2 separate regions of the Mus musculus genome follow, and region 2 is linked to region 1. A link is a loop called in an ENCODE intact Hi-C map of the cell type or tissue named here. Cell type or tissue: heart. All regions are shown on one strand. Each heading gives the region's core, and the rest is flanking DNA. Links, peaks and the distances in the headings are about the cores only.

The links. Peaks named below come from ENCODE experiments on the same cell type or tissue, not always from the same donor. Only the 100,000 strongest peaks of a DNase experiment are listed, where the experiment ranks them.
Region 2: it touches region 1 in a loop (2.2-fold over the local background); 11 of 42 quality-filtered maps call a loop at or near these places.

The regions. Positions count from the first base shown.
Region 1 is chr2:13,776,815-13,792,941 of GRCm38, forward strand. St8sia6 (ST8 alpha-N-acetyl-neuraminide alpha-2,8-sialyltransferase 6) reads right to left here. Exons shown (of 8, transcript NM_145838.1): 2 at 15,940-16,038. Among named protein-coding and RNA genes, the nearest start is that of St8sia6, 8.6 kb to the right of the region's middle. In heart, for the core only: no CTCF peak of the experiment used is centred there; a DNase peak (open chromatin) is centred at 9,357.
Region 2 is chr2:13,676,255-13,692,381 of GRCm38, forward strand. The region is part of intron 4 of St8sia6 (ST8 alpha-N-acetyl-neuraminide alpha-2,8-sialyltransferase 6); the gene reads right to left. Among named protein-coding and RNA genes, the nearest start is that of St8sia6, 110 kb to the right of the region's middle. In heart, for the core only: no CTCF peak of the experiment used is centred there; no DNase peak of the experiment used is centred there.

The DNA.
Region 1 (16,127 bases), core at 4,788-12,787:
TTTCTGCCTGCACCAGTCAGTAGACCTTGCTGAACAAAGTTGTGGATCCTGTGCTACGGTTCCTGGAGCTGATCCTGTGCACTCCTTATACAAATACCGCATGGAGAGAGCGGGTCTCTGAGGAGTGATGACAAGCCTGTGAGCACAGGGAAGACCACCACTTCTTCTCAGAGGGACCTGCCGGGAGCCCCCAGGTCACAGGAACCACGGAGCAGCCTGAAACAGGATCCATCCAGTTTCCATCTGCACCCTGGGCTTATCCTGTGCCACAGCTGTACATACCCAAATTCCACACAGACAGAACAGTCTTCTAGGAATTCTGACACAAAAGCTTGCAAGGAGAGACAAGCCACAGTCAGAGACAGGAAGACCAGCTAACACCAGAGAAAAGCAGATGGAGAGAGGCAAGAGGAAGAACATAAGTAACAGAAACCAAGACTAATTTGCATCATCAGAACCCAGTTTTCTTACCACAGTGAACCCTGGATACACCAACACATCAGAAAAGCAAGACTCTCATTTAAAATCATATCTCATGATGATTATACAGGACTTTAAGAAAGAAATAACTAACTCTCTTAGAGAAATGCAAGAGAACACAGGTAAACAGCTTGAAGCCTTTAAAGAGGAAACACAAAAATCTCTTAAATAATTGCAGGAAAACACAACCAAACAGGTGAAGAAATTGAACAAAAATGTCCAGGAACTAAAAATAGAAATAGAAACAATAAAGAAATCACAAAGGGAGACAACCCTGGAGACAGAAAAACTTATGAAAGAGATCAGGAGTCATAGATGCAAGCATCACCAACAGAGTACAAGAGATAGAAGAGAAAATCTCAGGGGCAGAAGATACCATAGAAAACATGAACACAACAGTCAAAGAAAACGCAAAATACAAAAAGCTCCTAATCCAAAACATCCAGGAAATCCAGGATAAAAAGAAGACCAAAGCTAAGGATAATAGGTATAGAAGAGAGTGAAAATTCCCAACTTAAAGGGCCAGTAAATATCTTCAACAAAATAATAGAAAAAAGATTTCCTTAACCTACAGAAAGAGATGCCCATAAATGTACAAGAGGCCTACAAAACTCCAAATAGATTGTATCAGAAAAGAAATTCCTCCTGTCATATAATAGTCAAAACACCAAATGCAGAAAACAAAGAAAGAATATTAAAAACAGTAAGGGAAAAAGGTCAAGTAATGGCAGACCTATCAGAATTACACCAAATTTCTCACCAGAGACTATGAAAGCTAAAAGATCCTGGTTAGATGTTATACAGACCCTAAGAGAACACAAATGCCAGCCTACTATACCCAGCAGAACTCTCAATTACCATAGATGGAAAAACCAAGGTATTCCATGACAAAACCAAATTTACACAATATCTTTCCACAAATCCAGCCCTGCAGAGGATAATAGATGGAAAACACAAACACAAGGAGAAAAACTACACCCTAGAAAAAGCAAGAAATTAATATTCTTTCAACAAGCTCAAAAGAAGATAGCCACACAAACATAAACATACCATCATAAATAACAGGAAGCAACAAACACTATATCTCTTAACATCAATGGACTCAATTCCCCAATCAAACAATCTAGAATAACAGACTGGATATGTAAACAGGACACAGCATTTTGCTGCATACAGGAAATGCACTTCAGTGTAAAGGGCTGAAAAAACAATGTTCCAAGCAAATGGTTCCAAGAAACAAGCTGGAGTAGCCATTCTAATATCGAATCAAAGCACCTTTCAACCAAAAGTTATCAAAAAGGATAAGGAAGGGCACTTCATACTCATCAAAAAAAAAAAAATCTACCAAGAAGAACTCAATTCTGAATATCTATGCTCCAAATGCAAGGGCGCCCACATTCATAAAAGAAACTTGACTAAAGCTCAGAGCACACATTGTACTTCACACGATAATAGTAGAAGACCCCACTCTCATCAATGGATCTTGGAAACACAAACTAAACAGAGTCACATTGAAACTAACAGAAGTTATGAAACAAATGGATTTAACAAATATCTATAAAACATTTCATACTAAAACAAAAGAATATACCTTCTTCTTATAACCTCATGTTACCTTCTCCAAAATTGACTATATAATTGGTCACAAAACAGGCCTCAACAGATACAAGAGGATTGAAATAATCTCTTGCATCCTATCAGATCACCATGGACTAATGCTGGTCTTCAATACCATCAAAAACAACAGAAAGCCTACATACACATGGAAGCTGAATAACACCCTACTCAATGATAACTTGGCCAAGGATGAAATAAAGAAATTAAAAACTTTTTAGAATTTAATGAAAATGAAGGCACAATCTACACAAACTTATGGGATACAATGGAAGGAATGCTAAGAGGAAAACTCAGCTCTGAGTGCCTCAAAAACAAAACAAAACAAGACAAAAAAAAAAAACTGGAGAGAGCATTCACTAGCAGCTTAAGAGCACACCTAAAAGATCTAGAACAAAAAGAAACAAACACACCCAAAAAGAGTGGACAGCAGGAGATAATCAAATTTGAGGATGAAATCAACCAAGTAGAAACAAAAAGAAGTATACAAAGAATCAACAAAACCAAGAGCTGGTTCTTTGAGAAAATCAACAAGATAAATAAACCCTTAGCCAGACTAACCAGAGATCACAGAGACAGTATCCAAATTAACAAAATCAGAAATGAAAAAGGAGACATAACAACAGAAACTGAGGAAATTCAGAATATCATCAGATCCTACTACAAAAGCCTATACTCAACGCAACTAGAAAATCTGGATGAAATAGACAATTTTCTAGACAGACACTAAATACCAAAGTTAAATCAGGGTCAGATAAACCATCTAAACAGTCCCAGAACCCCTAAAGAAATAGAAGCAGTCATTAAAAGCCCCCCCCAAAAGCCCAGTACCAGAATTCTATCAGACCTTCAAAGAAGACCTAATACCAATACTCTTCCAACTATTCCACAAAACATAATCGGATGGAACACTACCCAATTCATTCTATGAAGGCACAGTTACACAGTTTTCTCCCTTGGAGATGGAACAGTTTCTGTCTAATCAGGATCTTTTCATAATTTCCTTTCATAGAGGATGCCATAAGAGCTTTTTTTCCAACTTCAATCATGTTTAATGTTCCAAATAGATTTTTAAAAATGGTCGAATGCTTATTACTTTTAGCTTCAGAAGGTATCATATATATTTAAGAGGCATTTAACCATTATAAATTATTTTTATGACTTAAAAATGTCAATACTGCTGGACGTGGTGGCACATGACTTTAATCCCAGCACTCAGGAGGCAGAGGCAGGCGGATTTCTGAGTTCAAGGCCAGCCTGGTCTACAAAGTGAGTTCCAGGATAGCCAGAGCTATATACAGAGAAACCCTGTCTGGGAAAAAAAAGTCAATACTGAGTTGTATATTTTAAAATAAATTTTATAAGTTTAATAAAAAATAAAAATTAAAAAGAAGATAGGCCTGCCTGGAGGAGGCAGGTCTCTGGTAGGCAATCCGTTGGAGCATCCATGTTCCCCCAGAGGCTCTGTTCTTCCTGACTGCCATGACCTGAGCAGCTGTACCTCACCACATCACCACCAGGCTATATAGCACACCTCAGGCCTAAAGCATCAGGGGCAAGGTGGTCATGGACCGAGCCCTCCGAACTGTAGACTGAAATGTCTTTTCTCCTTTAACTTGTTTCTCCTCAGCTCTTTTGTCAGCTACAGAAGGCTAGCACACCATCATAAGGATAGCAGAATCCACAAAACAAGGCATCGGGAATAAGACTCCCTTTCTGCAGTTTATTTCCCAAGCCTCAGGGCCTCTGGAGGGTGTTTCTCTTCCTGCCCCAAATGAGGTGGTAAAACCTTAAGCCATGAAGCCCCTAAAGACTGACTAAAACCAATCACTGCACCTGGTATGCACTTCTTTCATTTCTTGAGGTTCTTTCTCTGGGGCCCAGGCCTCTGCCCAATACTTCTGCTGTCAACCAGTAATTCTCCAACATCCCATCTGTCCAAGAGAGCTCATCCCTCCAATGTAACCAGGGATTTTAGTATTTCAAATTCATCCTAATCCCTGTTAGTTCAAGGAAATGACTGTTAATAGAATAGTGGAAAAAGAAGTGTGGGCCACTGAACAAAAGGCAATTGGGATTAACAATGGAGATGTCAGTAGCCTTGCCTCTGCCATTCAGGTCAATAGTTGTCTGATGAACGTTTTCTAGTCTTGGGAAATCATCCCAGTCCCTTTTTTGAAAGAAATATACTCAGTGCAGTCAACCCTTCCTGTCTGTGAACCTCACCAAACAGAGACAGAAAATATGAATGGGAAGGCGGGGATATGACTCATTGAGTAAAGGCACTTGCTATACAAGAGGACCCAAGTCTAAAACCCTAGAACTCACATAAAATTCAGACACATAGCGTGAGCCTCTGGAATCCCAGCACACCTGTGGAAAGACAGGAGTTGGAGACGGGGATCCCCAGCAGCTGCAGGCCAGTCTTGCCTAGGCAGCTGAAAAACAGTGACACTCTTCAGGTAAGATGAAGAGTGAAGACTGACTCAGACTGTCATCTGCCTTCTGCATGTATGATTCGTCAGGTGTACCTGCACTCACACAGTAACAGTCTCTGTGCACCACACACACACACACACACACACACAGAGAGAGAGAGAGAGAGAGAGAGAGAGAGAGAGAGAGAGAGAGAGAGAGAGAGAGAGAGAGATGATGGGTGAGGAGGATATGGACCTGTATTAAATATGCACAGGATTTTTTCTTGTCATTATTCTCTGGGCAATATTGTGTAACAACTGCACATAGCATCTGCATTTCATTACACACTCTTAAGTCATAGCAAGGTGATTTAGGTATGCAAAAGATAGTCATAGATTGTGAATAAACACTACAGTTTTGTATTAGAAACTTGAACACTTGGATTGTGATATTCAACTGGATTTTGGGGAACCCATTTCCCTTGAACATCAAGGGATAATGATAGTGAATTCCCATAAACATGATAGAAAATAAAATTCTTATTTTTGACTCCAACAGCCTCTGGGGACAGATGGTCACAGAGACACCATTTCTTCATGAACTCCTTGCTCTACTCCCACACCCTGAAGAGGGAGAAAACAATAGAACATTCTTCCTGCCCTTCAAGCTCCCCTGGCACTCCTACCATGGGGGAACAAACCCAGAGAAGTCAGGAGGAACGGCAGCCCACACTCGGAAGCCTCCAGGAGGAAGAGCAGTCTGTACTCAGAAGCCTCTACTGGGACAAGCTTCTTGGGACACATGCTCTGAATCTTTTCCAAAATAGGACAGCTTATGTAGAGACACAGAAGTCAAAGAACAGATCCACAGAGGAAGCAAACCAGAATAACCAAGAGATTCTTGGGGAGTTAAATTAAGATAAGGAGGTAGAATACAAGACCCCAAACCTCCTTTTAAAGTAAACAACAGACTCAAGGACATGTATGGACTTAAACATCAGAGCACATTAGTCTCCTTACTTCTCATAGCAAAGAAGCAAAGACCTGTTCAGAAGTGATGATGCTTTACTCTTGGGAGGAGAATTCAGCAGCCTTCCTCTGTCTGGGGCTAGAGTGGGGAGGTGCTTAGTTCACAGGCTTCTAATGCACCCTGCTCTTGAGTGTTCTACAGCCTGCAGTCATGATGCCAGTTTGATCATATACAACAAAATGCCAAAAAAAAAACCCACCCAACTCCAATTATTACAATTTTCAGGATTCAACCATAGAGAGTAGATGTTCCGTGATTTTCCTTCTCCTGAACTGTTTACATCCTCCAAAGGACACACAAAGTCTACCCAAAATGACAATCCCAAGGGTAGGTGGCACGTACTGTCCACTTTAGAAGCTCATTCCCTTTGGAGAAGAAATGCTATTCTACTCATGAGCTGTGGAGATAGAGAATGTGCGGGAAGTGCCCGCAGGAGGTGTAGATTTCATCTGTGAAACAGAGCGAGACCAGAGAAAAATAGTAGAGAAGCTGACATTGGCTTCCCACCCACAGTCTGCCCCTCTTTCCACTCAGACCAGAAAGTCAGGTCTCTTCTCCCACACAAGAAGGAACCTGCTTCCTGAGGCAGGAAGAGCGCTGTCTGGGCTCTCTCTCTCTCTCTCTCTCTCTCTCTCTCTCTCTCTCTCTCTCTCTCTCTCTCTCTCTCTCTCTCTCTCTCTCCCCTCAAGAACAGGTCTCAACTATAATATATTATGTTATATGTTAATTGTGTTTATGTTATTATATATTATGTTACACAGTTTACATAATTGTAAAATAACGTCGTGGGAAGAATTAGAAAGGAAATCAATCAATTATTATAATCTGCCACAGAGCTGGGTGAGTTCGCTCTTCTGGGGATTTGAGTGGCATTTGTCATGCACCATTCCTGACAGCAGGGAATACATTCAAGTTACAGGCATTAAGGCCAAAACATGACTGTAAAAGGCAGTGTAGGGCTCTAGAATTGAAAAACTGATAAATAGCAAACTATTTTATTGTACTTTTTTTTCAGATCCACAGTTTTAAATGTAGGTATTTGTTGGAGAGCTTTATGGCTCAGCCTTGCATTTCATATATGCTCTGAGAAGGAGGCTCTTGGTTGAGAACAAGAGGTCCTAATGTCTCCAGTTTGGTGACATCATGATGGTAGAAGATCCCCTCCTTTAGTGGTACCTAAACTAAACAGCAAACTCTTAAAAAATGTCACAAAATTCTGAGACTACATTGTAGGAACAGTCAATTGCTTTTAAAGGAGAAATTATAAATTTCTATTAAAAATGTTTACAATTAGCTATAGAAAAAGCTTTTAGAAAGCAAGTGTTTCATATTCTTAATATACACAAGTCTCTTAGGGTTCTATTGCTATGAAGAGACACCATGACCACAGCAACTCTTGTAAAGGAAAACATTTAATTGAACCTGGCTTATAGTTCAGAGATTTAATCTATTATTGCAATGGCAGGAAGCATGGTGGCATGCAGGAGACATGGTGCTGAGGAGGTAGCCAAGAGTTTTTTATATATGAATCTGCAGGCATCAGGAGTGAATTGTCACACTGGGCCTGGCTTCAGCATCTAAGACCTCAATGTTCATCCCCAGTGACACACTTCATTCTGCAAGGCCACACCTACTCCAACAAGAACACACCTCCTAATAATGTCACCACCTATGAGCCTCAGGGGGCCATTTTCTTTCAAACCACCACAACAAGTAAACAGAGTAAGCAAAGTGAAGCTAAAGGGAGAAACTCGGTCTGGGAGCTTGGTCATCACCACTCCCACAGAATGCTGGGTATAGTGGTGTGTACCTGGATTAAAACTCCTTTAGATAAGGACACAGAGGCAGGAAGACTCCCAGAGCTCACTGGCCAGCCAGTCGAGCTGAATCAGTGAGATTTGGTGAGAGACTCTTTCTCAGAAAATAACATGGGGTGTGATTGAGGAAGACAACCCACATTGACTTCTGGCTTACACATGCTTGCACAGACATATGTAGAGACAAACACAGACAAATAAATGCACACACACAAATAATAGTTTTTTTTTTTAAACTAAGAAAATTAAGACGACTTTTCTGTGAGAGAAGCTGTTACGTTATGGTACAACCTAGAGGAAAGGGTAATAAATAACAAAATCTGTAACCCATTTACTAATTTAAAGGGGACAAAAATGAGAGCAGATGCTATTGGTTAATAATTCAGTAACACTGAGAACACATGTAAAACCCATCCCTAGAGGCAGGGAAAAGGGCAAAGGAAGAATACAAGTGAAGGAAAAGTCAAGAGTCCACATGGAGCAGAAAACATTGACAGAAATTAGAGACAGAAAACCCTGAGCCACATCACAGAGGTCAGGCAGACCTGGGAACTCCTGAAACAACCACACAGAGAAAATCACAAGGTCTTCTAATTTTAAATTAGCTAAGCCTGATGCCTAAAGAGACACCATTCATCTAAAGGGACTATTGTGTAGACATAACATTGTGGAGTATTTGAGGTTTGGTTTGTTTGTTTGTTTGTTTGTTTGTTGTTTGTTTGTTTGTTTTTTGGTGTTTTGAGCCACAGTCTCATGTAGCCCAAAGTGGCCTTCAACACATAATCCTCCTGTCTTTACCTCCCAGGTCTTGGGATTCCATGTGCGATATGAGTCAGGGCTTGAATGTGCAAGCGTGCAAGGAAACCAAGTACACATGTATGCACGTGAAGGCATGAAGTTGAAATCTAGAACCTTCCTCAACAACTCTACTCCTAATTCGTTAAGGAAGGGCTTCTCAATTAATCCAAGAGATTGACAATACAACTAATCTAGCCAGCATGATATGGAAATTCAGTGTCTCTTTTGAGAACTAGATACACAGTCACCATGCTCATCCAGCATGCATGTGGGTTCTAGGAACCCAAACTCTGGGCCTCAGGGTCGCACAGGATGTACTTGAGCTGCTAAGCTATCTCACCAGCCTTTAAAATTTGCTGTCAGTATAAAGTAAAACAAACAATTAAGTCAATTCCTTCAGAAGCTATGAAAAGAAAATTGTCAAGGTCTCTCATTCTGAGGTAGAAATGTCAGAAAATAGGGAACAATGTTTGCAAAGTCTTAGGGGAAAATATTTTAAGTCTTAAAAAGAGGAAGTGACAGAGCTCCTGCCTAGCATTCACAAAGCCTTAAATTCCAAAATAGCAACAACGAAAAGTATTAAGGAAAAAAACAAAGAAAATGGAATTGCTATCCTGGAACTGAGTACCAGGGTTTCATAGAGATTGACATGTACACCCCATGGCTAAAATGAAAGGTTTATGCCAACTGACCAAGGAAGAAATAAAAATGAAGAAGAAATAAGGACAGCCTAATTTAAGTTGGCATATGTCAGGCATTTACAAGGGGATCAAACCAATGCTTCTAGGTTTTTAAGCAATAATTAGGTTTATATTAGGAAAGAATTTTCAAAGAAGAAAGCATTTATTAAGAAAATAACAACAGGTAAGAATACCACCTCTTACGCTGTATCTGAAATAAGCTGCAGTGGGTCAGTTTCAGTATTCTCAAATTACGTAGTTTTAAACTACAGATATATACTTACTTTAGGGTCAAAGATTCATACACACATAGAATGGAGGAGCTAGAGAAAGGACCCAAGGAGCTGAAGGGGTTTGCAGCCCCATAAGAGGAACAACAATATGAACCAACCAGTAACCCCAGAGCTCCTAGGAACTAAACCACCAAGCAAAGAGTACACATGGAGGGACCCATGGCTCCAGCTGCATACGTAGCAGAGGATGACCTTGTGGGACATCAATGAGAGAAGAGGCTCTTGGTCATGTGAAGGCTCGATGCCTCAGTGTAGGGGAATGCCAAGACCAGGAAGTGAGAGTGGATGGGTTGGTTAGCAGGGGAAGGGAGAGGCGGGAGGGGGTTTTTGGAAGGGAAACCAGGAAGGGGATAGCATTTGAAATGTAAATAAAGAAAAATACCTAATAAAAAAGAAAAGAAAAGAAAAATAAAACTGGGAAGAGAAGGTAAAGATGAGGGATACAGCAAGAGAGAGACTGAAAACTTCTACCAAGTACATAATAGCAATAACTAACAATTAGACATTAATAAAAGCTAGGAAATGTTTTATGCACAGAGCATAAATCTCATACATGTGATATACATGAACTTCTCAAAAATCAGAAATGAAAATCAAATACCAGTGGAAAGATATCAAAAGTCAATTTAGAAAAGAAAAAATATAAATGTCAAAATGTTAACAATAAAACCTACCACAATGGGTAAACAAGTCCAGATTAAGGTATTAATTTTGTTTCTTAAGGATGAAGTTTTAAAAGTCACAGTGGGGGATACAAACCCTCTTGGAGTTCAGGTCAGCTGTCACTCTTGCATGCTGCTAAAATTAGAAGAGGCATCGTGACAGATTTTTACACAAACCACATCAGCATTTAAATGTTCCACTATGAAGCACCTCTGCTTCTAGAATTTATTCAAATAATCAGAGGACAAAGCACATTCAGGGTACAAGCCAAAATCAGAGATGATAAATAACCTATGTGGCACACAGACAAAAAATGTACTTTAAGGAAAGATCTCTACATTTTACTACTGTGCCTCAAAAAGCATGCTGCAGAAGAAAAGTCATTACAATTGCCCAGATGATGTTCAAAGTTGTCATTCTGTATTCTGTACCCCAAAAATGCATACACACACACACACACACACACACACAGAGAGAGAGAGAGAGAGAGAGAGAGAGAGAGAGAGAGAGAGAGAGAGAGAGAGAGAAGGGAAAATATGAGCTATCTTTTGGGAGTTGAAATACCTGGGACTTTTCTTTTCTATGTATTCATTTAAAACATATAAGAGTTCTCAGAAATACTTGTAGGGTCATGTGAATGTACTACAGTTGAAATCTGAACTCTGACTGCCCCCAGTTCTTAAACTGACACAAGCCAAGCACTGGTCTCAATAACCTAAAGAGAAAGGTCATTAAAGTGAACACCAGACAAATTAAAAGTGAAGATTTGGTCCCAACATTCTGGAAAATTCACTGTTCGGGTACTCCAGGTAGGCCAAGACAGACACCAACTAGCCAGAACATCCGAAGAATAGCTGCTGATGGTCAGAAAGCACCAGGAAGCCACAAGACCCCAGCTCATCATCATTGATGTTGAAACCCCAGAGGAAACTGCTACAAATGGGTATCAAGCCACAGTGAGCATTTGTGTAGTTCCCATGAAGGATATCTGTGCTAACCATCCAATTCCTCATGTCTAATAATTGACTACTTAGGAACTCACTCATTGATACTGCAGCAGAATTTTGATAGGTTTCTCTTATACTCAAAATGTTTCTCTTATACTCAAAAATAAAATTGATATCATTTAAGAAAATACTAATATTCAAGAAAAATTCAACTGCTTAGGAGATAAAAACAAAAATGATTTAAATGTTATTGTAAATAAATGTTCCTGTCCCCAACCGATAATATATTTGATATTTGCTTTATTACTTTTAATTATGTGGTGTGGGGCACAGGGATCTGTATATGGGTGTGTGCTTGTGAGTGTTGCTACTCACAGAGGCCAGGAGTTCCAAGAGCTGAAGCTAGAGGTGACGTTCAAAATGAATGCTGAGAACCCAACTTGGGTCCTCTGCAAAGGCAGTACATGTTCTTAGCCACTGAGCCATCGCTGTCACTGAGCCAACCCTTAAGCCCCTAGACACTATATATATATGTGTGTGTATGTATATATATATATATATATATATATATATGTATGTATGTATGTGTGTATATATATATGTATGTATATATATACATATACATACATATATATATATATATATAGTTTGAATACTATGTCTTAAAACTTTTAAAATGTGTCTATGGCTAGGTAAATGGCTCAGTGGTACAGTCTAACATGCATGAGACTATGAGTTCAATCCATAATATCACAATTCCAAAGCTCCATTCCAAGGAAAATGTATAGTACCAAACTTTTTCATTATAAGGAGAAAGGAAAAAGCACATAAAAAAAAAAATCAACCCTGCAGCTCAAGACATTGGAAAAGAAGAATAACTTTTTAAAAACTTCAAATAAAATGGAGCACAGAAATACGTTTGAGGAAATGTAAATCCAAAAAGGCCAGAACAGACTTTGACAAAGTTTATGTGAAAAAGAAAGAATTTATTGTTATATTTTAATTCTTAGTGTGTCTTCTTCTCTGTCTTTAATGCATGGCCGTCTCCTAGGCAGTTAGAAATACCCAGTGGGGTACATGGACATGGGGTACACAGGTGTGGGGTACACAGACGTGGTGTACATGGACAGTCTGCAAAGGTTTTACTGACGGGAGCAGGGAGAAAGGAGACATAAGAATTCCCTTCAAAGGAAGGATCATCCAGAGACTGCCCCACCCGGGGATCCACCCCATAAACAACCACCAAACCCAGACACTATCGAATATGCCAACAAGATTTTGCTGACAGGATCCTGATATAGCTGTCTCTTACGAGGCTATGCCAGTGCCTGGCAAATACAGAAGTGGATGCTCACAGCCTTCTATTGGATGGAACACAAGGCCCCTAATGGAGGAGCTAGAGAAAGCACTCAAAGAGCTGAAAGGTGGAACAACAATATGAACTAGCCAGTACCCCCAGAGCTCATGTCTCTAGCTGCATATGTAGCAGAAAATGGCCTAGTCAGCCATCAATGGGAGAAGAGGCCCTTGGTCTTGCGAAGATCATATGCCCCAGTATAGGGGAATGCCAGGTCCAGGAAGCGGGAGTGGGTGGGTTGGGGAGCAGGGGGAGGGGGGAGCGTATAGGAGACTTTCAGAGAGGAAACTAGGAAAGGGGATAGCATTTGAAATGTAAATGAAGAAAATATCTTAAAAAAACACCAGGGCCAAGAAGTAGGAGTGGGTGGGTAGGGGAGTGGGGGGGAGGGAGGGTATGGGGGACTTTTGGGATAGCATTGGAAATGTAAATGAGGAAAATACCTAATTAAAAAAAATCATACATGGAGAACTGATCTTTGGTGATGAAATTTGCCTAGCCTTAGAGTTAAGACCATTAAAATGGTATTCATAAATAAAGCATGTTTTTACTTAAAAAAAAAAAAAAAAAAAGATTTCCCCTTCAAACAACAGATCTTGCTGCAGTTACCAGAGAACTTTGCAGAGGGCGCTTATACACCTGCCTCCTTTCCCATTCAACCACCTCACTGGGTAGCCACTTCCCCAGTCCCTTCCCTCTACTTCCCATAACTTACATTAAAGCTTATGTTTTAATCAAGGCTGTATTTACATTGGGGTGAAAAGGGCAGCCATGGGTTCTGACTTACTGAGAGAAGGTTGGGACTATACAGGGTTAAGTTTGAGGTAGCAATGGCAGAAGGGGGTTGCTAACTCCTCCAATTTAAAACAAACAAACAACAAAAACAATCATTGGATTTTACCAGTGAAGGCTTGGAAGCCAGATGCTGTGGTGACAACCTGCTGGCTCAAAGAGGCAGAGAAAGCACCCAGCTGACCTTCCTCCCCAAACAACATCACAAAAGAAAAGAGAACTTCTTCACACTGTCTCAGAAACCCTTCAAACAGAATGTTCCTTCCTTCTATTTTCTGTGTGGCTCTCTATTAGTCCTCCTGTCCTCCTCTTCCTCTCTGTGGTTTTGGCCTATGCTCACTCCCTGCCAACTGTGGCTTGCTCCTCCTCTTGACTTATGATTCCATTTAATCCTGTTTAAAGTAACCAAAAGGCTCCTGGATTAAGCACACGTGCTAGAACTCAGCAACACCCATAACTAAAACCAGGTTTCTCTAGTAAATAATACAATCTCGGGGTTCACAGTATGATCAAATATCCTGCAACAGAGAAAAGCAAACATTTTAGTGACAGACAAGGACAGGCTGAAAGAAAATCTTCAGCAGATCCCCCAGAGGTAGCATCAGGATGCCCTCTGGCCTCTGGGACTGCAGCAAGAGCATCTAGAACAAGAGTCAGAAGCTGCAGTTCTTACAATGGTCACTGACAGGAAGCTGGCCATCAAACAGAAAAGTGACTGGGGGGTGAGGGGGTGGCCTCCAAGCAGAAAAGGGATGTTATTTTGCAGATAGGAGAGTTAAGACATACCATGCCCCTTTACACCTATGTATCTAGATGCCATCTTAGAGAAACAAGAAGTGGCAAAAATGGCAATCTGATACATGGAGTGTGTACTTTAAGAGAGAATGAATATTATCAGAAAGAGTTGCTTAAACTGTCACACAAGTATACACACACACACACACACACACACACACACACACCACAGACATGCATGTACACATAAAGGAGTTTGAGAACAGGCTCTTGGCTCCATGTGACCTGGATTTGACTCTTGGTTGCACAACTCTATAACATCAGGAAATTATCTTGTGTGTTTCAATTTCTCAATCTATAAAATGAGGAGAACTGTTTTTTCTAACAGTTCAAAAGCATAAATGAGTTAATAAATATAAAGTGCTTGGATCAGTGTCTGCTACACAAGAAGCATTCAAGGGATGATGGCTACTCTTAATATTGCTAAGATCAGTAACAAGGAAGAGCAGGCCAGCCACTGAGACATGAAAAAACTGCCAGTTTCTCTACATAGCCAAGCAGTAGTGAATTTCAATTTACTCCCCTGCTCCATGAATAATAAAAATCATGAATGAGAAAGATATAAAATAGATCAAAGGACAAAGAGGTTTTTTTTTCTGTCACAAACACAGCAGTCTGGTTTAAACAAAAAGAATATCTTTTTAAAAAATGGACCATATTCAGTAAAAATATAAATTGCCAATATTAGTTCAAGAAGTATAGCAAGTAGATTTTTCAAAGGAAGGATGCCAAAGAAATAAAAATTAATTAGTGACCTCTGGAAAGACCTGGGACAAGAGAACTAAGGAGTATGTGCTTTGGATTTCTCAAAAGGAAACCCCCAGAATGAACAATAATAGTTCAACGACTGACTTGTGGGCAGAAGTCCTCTCACCCTCATTTCATAAGCAAAGCTACTCCTTCCATGAAATCAAGAAAGTTGGGTGAAATCAAGCACATATCAGTCTTTTTATCAAGAGTTTTATTACTCCAGGATTTCCTAGTGTCCCTACCAGACTCGGGAATTCCAATGAGGCACCTGTGGCAATAATTCTTCAGTGCAGTTTCTTCTAAGTACTTCCAGATCTTTCTGAGGATCAGGCCCAGAGCCTTGTGGAAAGCAATGTCCAGTCATGCAATCAGAAGATTAAGGTGGATTCAAGAGCCAAGAATATACAGAAGGATGAAGAGGAAGAGAGAGGGGGAGGCAGTATACAAAATTGCCATCGTTATAACAAAGCAGAACAGGATGCAGCCTGCTCCGGGGACGTGTGGAAGCAGAAATTGATTCAACTCTTCTTGGAAGCAATTGGAAAGAAACGTGATTTAGAACGTTAAATGCACGTTCATTTTTACCTAATAATCCAACTTCCTATCAGTCCTCCTAAGGAAATGAGTCTGAAATGAAGATAAAGATTTACATACAAAGATAGACTCAATAGAATGTCTCCTAGCAAACAAAACGAAATGAAGATAGGAAAGCATTTAAATGAGTAAAGAAAAAATTATTAAATAGACTACAGAATATTAAGATGGTGAATAACTAGTAACAAGCAACATTGGTGGGAGGTGGTAAAATCATGTTCAGGCCTATGATCCTTTAGGGGAAAAAGATGACACACAAACACAAAGTACAATCTCACATGTACTTTTCACATATAGGAAATAGACATTACAGAGACATAAAGTAGTCCTAACCTGAAAATGATACCTGGGTCTGGGCTCTGAGTTAATATTAAATTCTCTTATGTATTTCCCCTATGGCTTTCTATATTAAGTTGTGTTATTTCTATAATCAGAATAATAGATATCCAATAATTACTGTACATTAATACACACCCACAGTAAGGAAGAAATGTAAGTTCTTTTTCATCCAGGACAAACACACTGAAGAATTGTATTCCTTCGATCTCAACACAGATGCACTTTAAAGAACAGAAAACAAAACCCACAAACCAAATCTCTCAGTAAAGATAGACAAGTGCCTTCTCTGGGGTTTTCCACACACCTTTATCTACAGAATTCAGTACCCATCTTTGAAAGTGTAGCCGATATGGAGAGATGTGTTTTTAAAGGTTGATGTGCGTAGTCTCTCTCTCTCTCTCTCTCTCTCTCTCTCTCTCTCTCTCTCTCTCTCTCTCTCTCTCTCTCTCTCTCTCTGTCAAAGACAGACAGAGACAGACAGACAGAGATATCCAGGCAAAACGCTCAAGTGAGTTCCACGGGTCTCGCAGTCTTGCCCAGACCTTGTCCATCTGTCCCTAGTGGCCTTAGTACCTGTTCCTGGTGCGTGGTACCGGGGTTGTCGGGCTCCAGAGTGTCTTCAGTGCAGCTGAGGTACCACTGGTGTCCTCTCTGCTTCCCTCCATCAACAGCCTGCACAGCCAGGGAGAAAACTAAGTTATTACACCGCGTTGGAAGCCAGTGTGGCTGGCAGACTGGGCACTGCACTCCAGACGTAATCA
Region 2 (16,127 bases), core at 4,933-12,932, 100 kb before region 1:
AACCACCAAGGAAACCAGGAAGCAAACAAAGAAAAACATAATGAAGCAAAACACCTTACAGGTCACATCATATGCTCCTTCATTCCAAATGCCTGCATAGCCAGGCATACCTTAAAGGCTACCACTGCAGAGCCTATGCTCATTGTGCATGCATGCATGCCTGTTCAGGCACACCTTACTGGCCGTTGTACAGCTTACGCATATTATAAGGCTCAAACTCTGTATGTAACTGCAGCTGTCAAGTTCTTTCACATTGAGAAGATACAAAGGCTTGTACCGAATCAGCATTGTCAAGTGACCCTGTCAGTGTGCCCTACACTCTTGATGGGTCCCACCTACAGCTACTTCCTCCATACAAAATTAAAAGAAAAGAGAGTGTGCTGTCCCACACCTGTGCGTGTCTACAAGTCAGGAGCTTCTTCTCAGCAGAGTTTAATTTCCAAGGCTCAGGCTGGTCCTGGAAGAATCAAGCCTAACATGTTTAGTCTTGATTTCTAAAAATTAGTCTGAAAATGTGCAAACTCATCTTTGCTTTTCAGATAGCCTCATAAATACACTTTTGAGAAAAGAGTGTGTCTTCAAGGTGGTTTAAATCTTTTTTTCTTTTCCACAATAGGAACAATTTCCTTCTTTTTAAGTTTATTTTATTAGGGTCCTTCCTTCCTTCCTTCCTTCCTTCCTTCCTTCCTTCCTTCCTTCCTTCCTTCCTTCCTTCCTTCCTTCCTGCCTGCCTGCCTGCCTGCCTGCCTGCCTGCCTGCCTGCCTGCCTGCCTGCCTTCCTGCCTTCCTGCCTTCCTGCCTTCCTGCCTTCCTGCCTTCCTGCCTTCCTGCCTTCCTGCCTTCCTGCCTTCCTGCCTTCCTGCCTTCCTGCCTTCCTGCCTTCCTGCCTTCCTGCCTTCCTGCCTTCCTGCCTTCCTGCCTTCCTGCCTTCCTTCCTTCTAGGTCTGAAAAAGGAGCTACATTTCCAGGATTCCTTTGTTCTCTATAATTCTAATGAGACTCTTTAGGAAAGGTATTTTAAAATAGAAGGATCCTCACAAGTGCAGGGGACTTATTATTTATCATTCCAACGATTGCTAACTAATTATCCAACTCTGTTTTGCCTTCACCCAGGGCAAGCAGTCCTCTACTTGCCACTTTCTTGTTTATTCTCACTAAAAAATATTTATCTTTTAGTTTTTCAATCTATGGATGTCTCTTTGTGTATATGCTGTATGTCCCTACAGAGGCTAGAAAAGGGCATTGATTTCCTGGAACTGGAGTTACAGAAGGTTGCCAGCTGCCATGTGGGAGTGGGAAACCACACTTACTTAGATCCTCTGCAAGAGCAGCAAGACTTCTCAGCCACTGAGCAGTCTCTCCAGTCCATCTTTTCATTTATTTAAATTTATAATGAGAAGACATCAATTTGACACCTATTTCTTGTTGCCTCCCCCATCCTGCCACAGACTACAATGTACAATTCCATGGCAAGGCAATAATACTCACCAATAGAAATGCCAATGTTTACTTCAGTCTTACCATGTGCCTAATGGTTTATGTGCTATTTAAGTCCAACAGAGATCCTACAAACTGCATACAGTTAATATTGTTTCTACAGATGAAGACAATTCAAATTCCCAAAGTTAAAGATGTCACAAATCATGCTCATTCAATCTTACATATTGAGTGATCATTCTTTCAGTCATTCACATGTATTTAGAACATATTAATTCTTTAGTACCGTGAAAGGTAGTCTATATACTTGTGAATAAAACATCACTGTCTCAATATTTCTAGTGTTCAGGGGCTATTAAGGAGAAATACAAGGACAAGTTAATTGTAAGGTAGTAAATGACAAGGCCAAAATTAAAATTCCAAACTCAAAGCTATATTCTTCAGCCCACTGCCTATCTGAAACCACAGTGTGCGATCCTTCCCCGCAAAGTATTTGTGCAAATTCACATGAGTGCACTTTTTTTTTTTTCTGGTCTAAATCGTTGTCTCAATAGATTAGTCTAGAATCCTCAAGTTCATGTTTGGAAGCATTTCCTAACAATAAAGAAAACCACATGAGTTCAAAGGACTTTGAATATAAGTTCAAGCCATATGCATCACACATTAAAGATCCACTCAGCCTCTACACACAAGCCTCATGACTCAGGATTGGGGGACCATGTGTCTGTATGAGGGCCTGTATGTGCAGTGGTGAGAGCTGAGATACAGGGGAGGTAGGAGGAAGGAATTATTTAGCCCTGGAAGCTGACACTAAGTGATCTCCAAGGCCAGTTTTGGAATGCTAAAGCCTGACAAATTTTAGTTATCTCGCTGTAAATCAGCATTGTAGACCACTGTCACATTTGAATGTGGTCTTAAATTACATAATTAAAGGAAGATTGGCTAAGAGGAGAGGGAAATATGTGTTGTATTGTGATGAACCATTGTTGCTGTGTAGTGTCTATGTGGAAGCTTTTCTTTCAAAGGCATATTACCTAAGGCCTGTCTGGAGAGAACAGGGTAAAACCCAAGACAACTGAATCAGACACAATAACTATAAGGGGGAAGAATTAGTGAACCCACGAAGCTTCAAGGTACAGAGGGATGTGAGTGTCTGAATCCCCCAAAATGTGTAGCCCCCAATAAGATGGTGTTAGGAGAAGGAGTCGTTGGAAGATGACTATGGATAGATAAGGTCGTGAGGATAGAGCCATCAGCATATGAAGTTGGTTCCCAGAGAAAGGATCTAATCTGACCCTTACAGAGCTATCCTGGAACCCCAATCTTGGACAACCAGCTTCTAGAACTATGCTGTTTAAACAACCCAGATTGTGACATTTTGTTACAGCTAAAACAAGAGCCATTACAAGGCAGCAATTCAACACACATTTTAACGGGCAGCCAGCAGGTAATGTGCAGAGCCCAAAATCACTGAAATTAGAACTTACAAATTATTAAATACAAACATGGACAAAACACAGCCTGCCTTCTGGGAACTTGTTTACCTAAGGGAGTTGTAATTCATTTGTTGGTATACTCTAACATAGTATAGATTGGTGTGAGAAGGCCTTACCCTAGGTACATGGGGAAAACTCCAGGTTAGTGGGGCTTACAAAAGAACCTATAAAGGCATAGCATGGGGACCACCCAATAGATCAGAGGCCCTGCAAATGTTTGTTGAACTAACAACTTGTGCTTGGGAATGACAGTTTGTTTTGTCAGAGGACAGAAAGCAGCAGGTGACGAGAGAAAGGAAGTAGCTGGCTGACTACAAGGAGAAAACTTTCTAATCAAACATTTAGGTGATTTCACGTTTATTTTTGTTTGTTTTCCTCTTGGAACTTGCATGCTGGATGAGTTTACATTTCCATTAGCAGTGATGTAATCAAACTAAGCAACTCCTGGAAATATACCCAAAGGAGTCTAGGTCAGCCTGCCATGGAGATACTAGCATATCTATGCTTATTGCTGCACCACTAACAATAAACAAGATGGAACCAACCTAGATGTCCACCAACTGGTGAATGGGTGCAGAAAATGTGGTATACAAACACAGTGGCATTTTATTCATGAAGAAGAAAGAAATTGTACCATTCATAGAAACATGGATAGCACTGAATATTGTTTTAGTAAGCAAGATAGCCAGACCCAGAAGAAACAAATCATGTTTCTTTTCATATGTGGAACCTGAACTGTGTGTGTGTACATATGTGCATATGATATATATGGTAGACATGCATCCATATATATGACATGGAAATAGATGAGAGAAAAGTAAGAGGACTAGCTATAGTGACAACAGGAAAATGAACAGGGTTGAAAACAGAGGTCATATAGAGGCAAATAAAAATACCCTTATGAAGCACATCACTTCACACAATGACATATTCTAATAAAACATTTCCAGATGTGGGGTTGGAAAAATGGCTCAGTAGTCAAGAGCACTGACTCTTCTTCCAGAGAACCAGAGTTTGATTCCCAGTACCTACAGCCATTCATAAGTCCAGTTCCATGGGCTCAGACACCCTTTCTGACCTCTGTGGGCACCATGCTTTTGTTCCGTGGGAACCAAACATGCGCATGGTACACAGACATGCCCATGAGCAAAACACTCATACACATAAAACACATCTTTTACAGAGTAAGCTGACACCAAGAAAGTGGTATAGGGTACAAAGGGGAGAAGGGACAGATTCAAGATACATTTACTGAGTTCAGAAAACAAAGATAAAGGCTGTTAGTGGACAAGTCAAATGCTAAGTGAAAAGTGTTCTTTTAGACTCTCTCCAAAGACAGGTGGAATCCACTCATATTTCACAGATATTTATCAAGAGCATCTCCCGTGCATGGGCTGCTCTGGCCAGTGAACATGTCAAGCTCATCTCTGTCTCAATCTGGCAACCGTCACAGCACAATTTGGATGAAAAGAAAAACTGGGAAAGCCCCAGAGCAGAGAAATGGAGGTAATGAATAGTTTGTTACTCATGTTAGCTGGAAAGTATACCCAAATGAGCAATCATTTATTTCCTCCATAGGGTCACAGAACCACAGCGAACAAAATCAATAGATGTCAGTGTAAGCAAAGAGCAAATTGATTCTGCCCCCAGATTCATAGAGAATAGTGTATTCATAAACACAATACATTTTTGAAAAGGTAATAAAAAGGACTTTAATGAATTCAGGAGGATTTTATTTGGGTAGTTAAAGGTTCAGTTCTGCTAAGGGCAGAAGACGGGTAAAGCAAACGAAACCTGTAGAGAAGCCAAGATGGGACAAAGACGATGGATTGGCACAGGATGTGACAGAGAAGGAAAAAAGGAGAGACATGGCAAGAGTTAGAGGAAAAGTACAAAGAAAACCAGTAATAGAAAAGCAGCAGATAAAAGAAGACACATAAAACAGAGAGAAATGAAAACATGCACAGCACTACTGTTCTATAGAGGCAAAGCCACCCACAAACAAACAGACAGACACACAGATACACAGGAACAGCGAAAGCAGGGACATAAGTCTCTGGCTCCCATATGTAAATAAATATTAATAGCTAATTCAACATATAATCCCTCCAAGCATTTACCATGTTAACTTGTTTAATTCTCAAAACAGCCCCAGAAGGAAACAAAACAAAACAAAACAAAACAAAACAAAACAAAACAAAAACTGTTCTTCCCAGTTTCCAGGTACAGCGGTTGAGTTGGAGGAGACATGATTTGCCTCAGGTCATGTGACTTGCCTGAGGTTTTAATCCAAGGCAGATCCAACTCAGGGGAGATTACCTGCTAGTTTTTAGCTTCTCCTTGATGGCTCCTGACATAAAGGCAAACCTATTAGAATCATACCTGAGTCAGAAGGGCCTGGACAGAAGATCTATAGATTGTAAGCAATTACAGATGTCAGCCCAGAGTATTATACCTAGCAAAACTTTCAATCATGATAGATGGAAAAAGACTTTCCAAGATAAAACTAAATTTAAGCAATATCTATTAAAAATCTAGCACTATAGAAAGTGTCGAAGGAAAACTCCAACTTAAAGAGGTTAACTACATTCAAGAAAACACAGGTAATAAATAATCCCAGACCAACAAAGTTAAAAAAAAAAAAAGAACAAAAGCACATATACAAACACACCACCATCATGATCAACAACAAAATAACCGGAATCAACAATTATTGGTCATTAATCCCTCAACGCCAACTGTCTCAATCCCTCAATAAAAAGACAAAGACTAACAGAATGAGTGTGAAAATAGGGCCCATCCTTCTGTTGCATCCAAGAAGCACACCTTAACATCAAGGAGAGACATAGCTGCAGGATAAGAGGATGGAAAAAGATATTCCAGCCAAATGGACCTAAGAAGCAAGCTGTTACAGCCAATTTAATATCTGACAAAAGAGTCTTCAAACCAATACTAGTCAGAAGTGTCAGGAGCCATAATGGGGCAAGCTAATAACTAGCAGGTGATCATCCTGAAGTGGCCTGCCTCGGATTATTATATAATCTGTGACAGGTGAGCCCTCACTAAGCATGGCTGTGAGGGACTAATTTTAGGAAAGATTCCTGCTATTAATATGCTTTTTCTGTTATTATTAAACATATATAACAATCACTAGGTAGGAGCACACCTGTCTGGAGCAGATCTCTGCAGATCCACAAAGATGTACTATCTTGGAGTGATGCTATATTGACAAATAGATGACTTAATTCTTAATGATGATCCTATAAGAATTCCTAAAATTATATATGTGATTATTAAGCTCTTTTATTAATGGGACTGCTATTAGCTTCTTTTCTGATAGTCAAAGCTGCAATGAGAACTCTGCCAGTCTCTCAAGTGTCACCAGTTAATTGCTCTTAGATGGTAACCAGACTTTCTCCTACTCAGAGCACATTCCAAGAGGTTGTAAAACAATTAAGCAAAGGTCATAAAAAGGAAAGTAGGTTTCTAGGGATTTGAACTTAGAACTCAACAAGTTTGCTCAACAGGTTTGCTCAGCAAGTGTATTTTGTCCACTGAGCCAATTCCCTGGTCCTAGGAAGCATTCTTAGGATAAATAGTTTGGTTTATCTTGTGCTGATGCTATTTCCTTTTTCAAAAGCTCTCATTATTTTATGAACTTGCACAGACTAGACCAAGTCTGGATTGCATGTACCTGTAAAAAGCATCCAAAAGATACTGGAAGACCACATCTTTCACAGGTGGAGGATGAGGTAGCCAGACTATACTCACAGTCCTTTATGAAAGCTGGCTCACATCCACAACTCTCCTCTAACTGCTCCTAGAAAGCCAGTACTCAACTCCGACGGCAATTTTCCAAGATTCCCCGAGGAATTGATCGTCTGTTCTTCTGGCTTTAGTCCCAAACACAGCTTCTGTTTCTGCCTGGCCTGGGATATATACACATGTTCCTCCTTTGAGCTTGCAGCTTCTGTATAGATCCTGACTTTTCAAATCTGCCCTCAGGCTCTGCCCAACAGCATTTCAAACATGAATGGCCAATCCCCATTTTGTGTTTTTCTGTCTTGTTTCTATTCCCACTTGTGGGGTAATTAGTTTGTGCTCACAAAATTCTAGGATCTTCCCATAATTATGCTGATTAAATTTCAGGCACTTCATCGACACTGCTGTTTAGGCCTTAGAGCATGGGATTTAATGATCCATATCGAAGAGGAGGGACAAACAGCTAGTGGTTCCTACAGAGGTATGTCCTTTGCTGCAGAAAAGGAAAATAATATTCAATATGATTGTTGCTTAGAGAGCTGGGGCTTTGTACTTGGTGTTCAGTGTGACCTATTTTCCATCATGAAAGGTTCAAAGAAAGTTTTAATGGAACAAACTGAATAAGAAGTGCTGGTCCTTACAGCAGGTATGGAAAAATCTATGTGAAATGATCACAGAAGAAAAACTGCAGCCTATGTGTGTTTATACTTCTTCATAGGAAGAGGATTGGATCTGAAGTTATTTAATTATTGCTTTTTCTTCTACATCATAGACATGTTTTATCAGTTACAGATATCGAGAGTGTTACATATTCTTAGTGAAATGTTAATGGTAAGCTAAAAAATATTTTAAACTGGAAATAACAGCAGCTGTCATGTAGGCTAAGCAATCACCAACCTCCTATTAAGCATTTTATTATAAGGAAAATATTTTTAATAAAGGTAAGTATCATCTCCATTTTACAAAACAAAGAGACTAGGGTGAGAAGTAGGCTTGCCTAGTGATGACAGTGATGATGATGGTGATGGTGATGATGACGACGACACGAACAGCCAAGAGTCAAATAGAAAAATGTGCCTTTGCAATATTTTAGTGGAAGATGGGCACAGTAGTCTACATAGAAAATCCCATGCCAGCCAGAGCTATATGGCAAGACCATGTTTTAACAAAACAAAGAAGCAAAAAACAAAGCAAAGGAAAAAAAAACCCACAACAACAAAAGGAACAAGTTCAAAGCCTGTACTTCTACTGGCTATGAGGTACCGAGCGATCTCACTGGCCCACAAAATGATTTTCCAAAAGGCTTTCAAGACAATGCAGTGATAATAGTTGTCAACAACAAATGGTAATCAGGTTAATGGATATGAAACTGGAGACCTATTTTATGCCACAAATAATTAATTCAAAATAGATCATATGGAATCAAATGTAAAGGCTTAAACTGAAACTCTTTGAAGAAACCATAGACTGTTTTACTTTCTTTCCCTTCACTGTGACCAAATTACCTGGCACAGACAAGTTACTGAGAGAAAGACTGATTTCATTCACAGTAAAGTTTCTTTATCGAAGCTAGTGATAACGGTGAGCACAGAGGCATGCTAGAATCGTTCAGTTTATATCATAGGAGCTCAGGAGGCCGAGAGACAGGGAGTGGCCAGGAAGGGCCCAAGAGCAGCTGCCAGTCACTGGAAAGTTTTCACATTCCCTAAAGCAGAATTACCACCCTGGGCCCAGCCATCAAATCATGATTCTCTGATGAAATTTACATATTCAAACCATAACATTCAACCCCTGTCATCCAAATATTCAAGGCCACCTCATAATGTAAATACCTTTAATTTTTCCAGTGTCTTACTTTTCTTGCTATCCTGATAAACATCATGACTAAAAGCAACTTAGTGGAAGGAAGAAAGTGTTTCGCCTTGAGCTTCCAGGTCACAGCCCATTTCTGAGGGAAACTGGAGTAGAAACCCAAGGAAGAGTGTGGCTTACAGATTGTCTCTTATGGCTTGGTCAGCTTGCTTTCTTAAACAAGCCAGGACCATCTTGTCAAGGGCAACACCCCCAGAGTGAGCTGAGCACCCCTAAATCAATCAATAAAGAAAATGCTCCACAGACTTGCGTGTAGGCAACGTGATGGAGACATCTTCTTAACTGGGGTTCTTTCTTACCTGTTTGACAGGTTTGGTTTAAGGTAACAAAATTAACCAGCACCCACGTCTAAGAAGGGGCACAGTGTCCACACTTTGGTCTTCATTCTTCTTGAGTTTCATGCGTTTAGCAAATTGTATCTTATATCTTGGGTATCCTAAGTTTGGGGCTAATATCCACTTATCAGTGAGTACATATTGTGTGAGTTCCTTTGTTATTGTATTACCTCACTCAGGATGATGCCCTCCAGGTCCATCCATTTGGCTAGGAATTTCATAAATTCATTCTTTTTAATAGCTGAGTAGTACTCCATTGTGTAAATGTACCACCTTTTCTGTATCCATTCCTCTGTTGAGGGACATCTGGGTTCTTTCCAGCTTCTGGCTATTACAAAACACCCATGGAAGGAGTTACAGAGACAAAGTTAGGAGCTGTGACGAAAGGATGGACCATCTAGAGACTGCCATATCCAGGGATCCACCCCATAATCATCTTCCAAATGCTGACACCATTGCATACACTAGCAAGATTTTGCTAAAAGGACCCAGATATAGCTGTCTCTTGTGAGACCGGGGCCTAGCAAACACAGAAGTGGATGCTCACAGTCAGCTAGTGGATGGATCACAGGACTCCCAATGGAGGAGCTAGAGAAAGTACCCAAGGAGCTAAAGGGATCTGCATCCCTATAGGTGGAACAACATTATGAACTAACCAGTACCCCGGAGCTCTTGACTCTAGCTGCATATGTATCAAAAGATGGCCTAGTCGGCCATCACTGGAAAGAGAGGCCCATTGGACACGCAAACTGTATATGCCCCAGTACAGGGGAATGCCAAGGCCAAAAAATGGGAATGGGTGGGAAGGGAAGTGGGGGGGGAGGGTATGGGGGACTTTTGGGATAGCATTGGAAATGTAATTGAGGAAAATATGTAATAAAAAATATTAAAAATTACAAAAAAATTAACCAGTACCATCTATTCATTTCCAAATTGTTCCAAGTTTCAAGGTCTTCTGAAACCCAAGGCAAACTCTTAGCTGTGAGCCTCTCTGAAGTGAAAAAGTTACATACTTCCAACATTTCCAATCCCGAAGGGGAAAAGTAACATAGAAAGGAATAGGCTCACATTAAGATGAAAACTTAATAAAGTAAGACTATTCAGCACTGAAGTTCCATGAGCAACATCAGAGGTACATGGTATTGTGATGCTACTTAGCAGGAACTTGGGTAGCACCATTCCTATGGCCATAGTATTCCTATCAGGTCTTTAGCTTAAGCTGTTTCCACTTTTCCCCTGCTACCCTCCTCAGTTGTTCTTTATTGCTAGAAGTCCAACATCCTGGGGTCTCCACTGACATGTTTCATGCATCTTTCTCAGGGTCTCCATGCAGGGAGTCTGACCTTGTCAATTGCTGCCAGACATCTCAGACATCTCGGGCTCTTTGCTGGAACCTTGGTGGAAGCCTCCAAGACACTAACCCCTGCATTCTCCCAGGCTGCAAAACTAGCATTACACGGATAATTCGAAGATCTGTTTGCCATCTTGAGAAGTAGGTGGATACCCTTAGACAACAGCTACCGAGCACAGTGATTACATGGGTGGCTCAGTGTCTCAGAAAACCATTTCCTTAGGCTGCTCTGTATGAAGAGAGGGCTCTATCAGCTTTCTTCTCAAGGGAAAGCCTTTAAAATGAGCCTTCTGTGAGGGCTGGCAAATTCCTGTTGTTGCAATGCAAAATGCACAGCTTCTCTTCACTGGCCCTAATCTCTTTAACAACAAGGACTCCCTTGCCCAGTACTTACAACTTTTTTTTTTTTTTTTGACTAGACTTTAGGTTTTCAAATCTATTCACTCTGCTTTTTGACTCGAAGTTTAACTTTAAACCTACCTAAAATCAGCCAGCAATAATCATGCCACAGCCTGAATGCTGTGTCGTTTTGGAATGTCTTCCGTGAACCTAATTGTTTTGTCATCTTTGAAGTCAGCTTTCCCCCGGATTTTAGGATATGAACAAAATTATCTGCCAGCATATAATACTAATAGCCCTAGTCCAGTACTCAGTAGAGTCCCTTTTCCCGTCAGAAATATCACAAAAAATCTTCACACTTTCTACATTTTTGTCAGAATCGTGGTCTTGAGTCTTGCCAGCATTATTGATTCAGCTCTAGTTCCAGTCTAGAGTGTTTCTAGCCTATATCTATCTCCAAACATCACCAAATTCCTCCCTAAAAATCAGTGGAAAGATACAGGAGCTACATGATACTGGTTAGCCATAGGCATGAGCACATTTCTCTGGTATCAATTTCCTGTATTAGACACATTTCCATCACTGTATCATAACACTGACAGCTAAAGGGAGGAAGAGCTTTAGAGGGCTTCAGTCCATCATGGCAGGGAAGATGCGGTAGAGCAATTCAGAGCACAACATGGTATTCCAGGACACAGAGAGTGAAACTGGAAGTTGTTAGGGACAATCAATATTCTCTCGAGGAGCTGCACCTAAGGAGTTCACCTCCTCCAGCTAGTACAGACCTTCTAATGCTTCTATAATTCCTCAAATAACATCATGTTGGGACTGATCTTTCAAATCATGAGCCCATGAGGAAGCTATTTCATATTCAAGCCAGAGCATAGTCATAAAGATTCCGTCAGGGAATATTTTCTCTGAAACCAAAAATATCAGTGACCAAAGAAGGATAAATCAGATTGCATCAGAATTTAAATGTCTTCATAGGACAGTCAAGAAAGAGGAAAATGCAGCCTACAGAATGAGTGAAAATCCTCCCAGATCATTTATAAGATCAGAAATTTGCCACCAAAAATCTATAAATTATAGCAGCAACTCAAAAGTAAGATGAAAGCTCAAGTTTAAAGTGAGTTAAAGACTGAATTAGACATTGTTCTACTGTAGACATAAAAAGGCTACTGAGCACATCAAAGATATCTGATCTCATGAATGACTAGGGAAATGCAAATCAAAACCACAACACAGAGATATTATTGGGGAGAAAGAGAAATTTCGACCTTAACATGGTGTTAGGGCTGTACAATGCAGTAGACACTTTGGAAAAGAGATTTAGACCCTCAAAATACTAAACACAGAGTTACCATGTTATCAATATTTTTATTCCTAACTGTATACTAAAAGAAATGAAAACATATTTACAAACAAAAACAAATGCTTCTCATGTAATGAACAGATGGCAGTCTCAATCAGTAACTGAATAAGACCTAGAATCACCCAGGAAAAAAGGTCTTAGGCAAATCCAAGGGGCACTGACACCCCTTGGGGCAAGTCTGTTGGAGGTGATGATCTTGACTGGATTAATGGAGTTGGAAGGACACACCCACTGTGGGTGGTCCCATTCCCTTGGCTGGGATTCTCAACTGTTTAAACATGAGAAAGTGAGTGGAGCACAAGCATGCACAGGTCTCTACTTCATGACTGTGAGTGATATATCACTAACTGCCTCAAGCTACTGCTGATGTAACTACTCCACCACAGCCAATTGTAACCAATGAGTCAATACAAACCCTTTGCCCTTAAGAAGTCTTAGATGAACTATTTTATCACAGCAATAACTAAAGTAACTGAAACACATTAGCAAACACAATAGCATATCTACATAATAGGACATTGCATGGCAACTTAACAGAGGTAAATACTTAAACATGTTACAATGGGTAGATCTTAAAAGTTCTTAAAAGCCAGTAGGTAAAGGAAAGCATGCTGACCATGTTGTATAATTCCATATATATTAAATTCCCAGAGGAGGCAAACATATATAGCCAGAAAGTAGATCCTCAGCTGCCGAAGTCATAGAGAAGGGAAAAATAGGAAGTTATTGTTGATGGGGATAGGTATTTAGAAATAATGAAAATATTCTGGAATTTGTTGTTGTATAGATATGCAAATATGCTAAAGACACTGAGTTATATTCAATTATTTTTAAACTTTTTAAAACAAGTTAAAAACATGCCTTTAAAATCATAAATGCCTGTACACTTGGCATATGTGGACCAGGTGGTCAGTGTGTCTGTATTTCCCCCATCTCCTTTTCAGAGAAGGCCACCAATCCCTTATAGGTGACAAGAATTGGTGTATCAGAGTCCAGTGAGTTCTCCACAGAGTAATTGGAATTTTTAAAATGAGAAAAATAGTATTTGGAGCATGAAAACTTAACATGGTGTGGTGGCCTTGCCTTCCAACTGGGGCACTACATTGATAAGCAAAACAGAAGGACCTGAAACAACTTATGACTGATTACAGAAGCAGGATTGAGAAATGGAACTCAAGAACCAGACAGAGAGCAGCAAATGCTCACTACTGCTATGGACACCAATAAAATATAAAGTACAATATGGTTTATAGTTTTGCTGAGTGTTCAACCTCATAAAAACTCAATCCACTCAAAGTTCTTCACAACCCATCAGCCACAGTCCAAAGCCATACTAGCGACATGGCTCAATGGGTAAAGCACTTTTTGCATAACTCTGATCAGACCTGAAGCCTACATAAAGGTGGAAATGGACAACAGACACCACAAAGGTTTTCTCCAATCCCATCCTGGTGTTCTGACATATACAGCCCCCCACACACCATGACCCAGGCAGACTAAGAGCCCGAGCACTTAGTTCAGGCAGTTTACAACTAACCATAACCCCAGTCCTGGGAGACCTTATACCATTTTCTGGCCTCCACAGGCGTGTGCACACGTGTGTGCGCACGCACACACACACACACACACACACACATTGGTTTTTTTTTTTTAATGTGAGCCAAACTTCAATAGAATTATTTCAAGGCTCAGTATATGACGAGAGGATGTATAAAGAGCAAAGTGATAAGCAAGAGATAACGGAGGTTTCCCTTCATGGCTTGTATATGCACTGGTATCTTTAAGTTTAAGAAAGATGAGCTCATCTGTTTGGGTAATGGACTCAAGGCAAAATAAAACATGAGAGAGTGTGATTATTCAAGCAAAGGAGGAAAAATTTATTGCGCTGAGAGTCCTGTTGTAAAGGGACATTGTCAAAACACTGACTAGCCAAATCTGCAGGGATGCAGTAGCCATGCTTAAACAGGCTATGCAGTGCTGAAGTTACTGTAGGCAATGCTATAAAGACAAGAGGATTGACTGGTGGGGCAGCCTACAGGGAGGCCTAGCTGATATCAGTAAGTGAAGCAATGTGGCTATAACTGAGTGTGATCTGGCAGAGAATTTTAAAACAGAATTTAGAGGCCAGTGAATCTCACATATGATGCATTTTTATGGAAAACTTCATATTCTAAAAGCTAAGAAGAGGAACTATCTCCCATGTACAAGACCTGGTTCCTATTATTAAGTGCTGCAGTGGTAATGACATGGTGTGGGGTCTGTTGCTTTTCTAAATGCACAGGCATGCTGAATAGTGTGGCAGAGAGAAAATGATATGACAGGGTATTAATAGTGAAAAATGGTCCTGATGCTGAGGAAATGGAAAGGGGCTTCCTTGGTCTGACAACTGATCCAGAACACCTAGCATAAAGTGCATGCTTTTGCTTAAATTTGAACAGGAATAAAATATGCACTGCTTTTAGCTGTCATCACAGAAATCATGCACAAATCATAAATAACAAACATTTAAGGCAATGGGAAGGAAAAAAACAGTGGCTCAGAAGAATGAACACGGCCTTGTATAATCAGAAGCATATAATGGAGATGATGGTTGCTTCTGACCACGAAATCTCTGCTTCAGAACAAACTGCCTGGAACAGGATATGAAATACTGGAAGTACCACGAAGAATAAACTCACAAGGTGGTAATGAGAAGAAATGCTACTGTTGCTTTTGAATAAAGATAACTGAAAACTTGGTTTCAAAACTCAGTCTGGTTTTCCAGCTCAAGGATTTCTCTCCAGATACCAAGTGACTTTTTGTCTGTTTATTTGCAGACTTTATTTATTTACATCAAGTTAAATTTAATGAAACTGCCTTAACAATGTGAATAGGTAGTTCTAAAATTAGTATATGTAACACTTTATATAAGTTTATTTTGTTTAACACTGTACTTTTGGGGACCTGTCAATGAAACTACTAAATGACTTTAGAATCTTTAAAAAAATTTAAAGTGTATTTATTTATTGTGGATTCTGTGTTTATGTGTATGTACTCTGCCACACATGTGGAGGTTGGGGGACAACTCACAGGAGTCTGTTCTCTGCTTCCACCTCAAGGGTCTTGGGAATTGAACTCGGGTCATAAGGCTTAGAGTGCCTTTACCAGCTGGCCCATCTTGCTGTCACCAGCCCTAGGACATTTTCTTATATATTCAGCCCAAGTATAGGAATGGCTTTTAAGAACGTCCAACATAAGCAAAGCTGGGAGTTAGTTCAAGCTTTAATAAATTTGTACCATGTAATTAATACAATTGTTACCATAATTCTTGTTGGTAACAAAATAATAGGCACAAAATATCTATTTTACAAATCACTGGAAAGACATTTCATTTACATCAGTCTTAAACGCCAACATTCCAAAATAGCACTGTTTTCCAACATTAGGTTTTCACCTTATGTCTCAGAAACATGAGTATGTTTTAATAAATCAATTGATGCTAAAGAGCTTCCCCCAAATCTGAAATCAGTATATGGATTTCTGTGAGAGGAAAGGTGACAGTAACATGAGAATTAAGCATGGTTGCTGTGCTCAGTAATTTCTGTAACTGATGACACAAACAATCAAGTTCTTTTAATGTGGGAAAGCTAATGTGGTAATTATCATGCAAGTAACATAGCAAATCTTAAGACTAATGGTGGGAACTCAAAGATATGTGGGGATGAAACCTGCTTCAAGTTTCTAGAGCTTCACAGAGGATTTTTAGTGGGTGAGCTTGAACATGTGAGGGCAAACATGTTTAATTTCGATGAAACAGCTCAGTGTCCTGCTCAAACATTTTGGTGTCCTGCTCCAATACCACAGTATCGTTTAACAAGTTGAATAGAGATTGGTTTACCAAAGAGAGGGGGAAAGATGTGAAGACTGGCAATGCCTTAAGTTTAAATATGGGTGGATTCAGTGCATTGCCTTGGAGTACTGGAAAGACTCTTAATCAACAAATAGTTTCAAAAGTAGGAATGGTAGGATTCTCAATATGGTTGGAATCAGAGGTCAAGAGAAAAGGGACACAGAGCACCTTCAATTTTTGCTTAAATATTTCTTTAACTAGGTTCTGTTAAGACCTCATAAATATGATCCACGGCTATGACACTGACTATCTAGAGGAGAGGAAGGAGTAAATG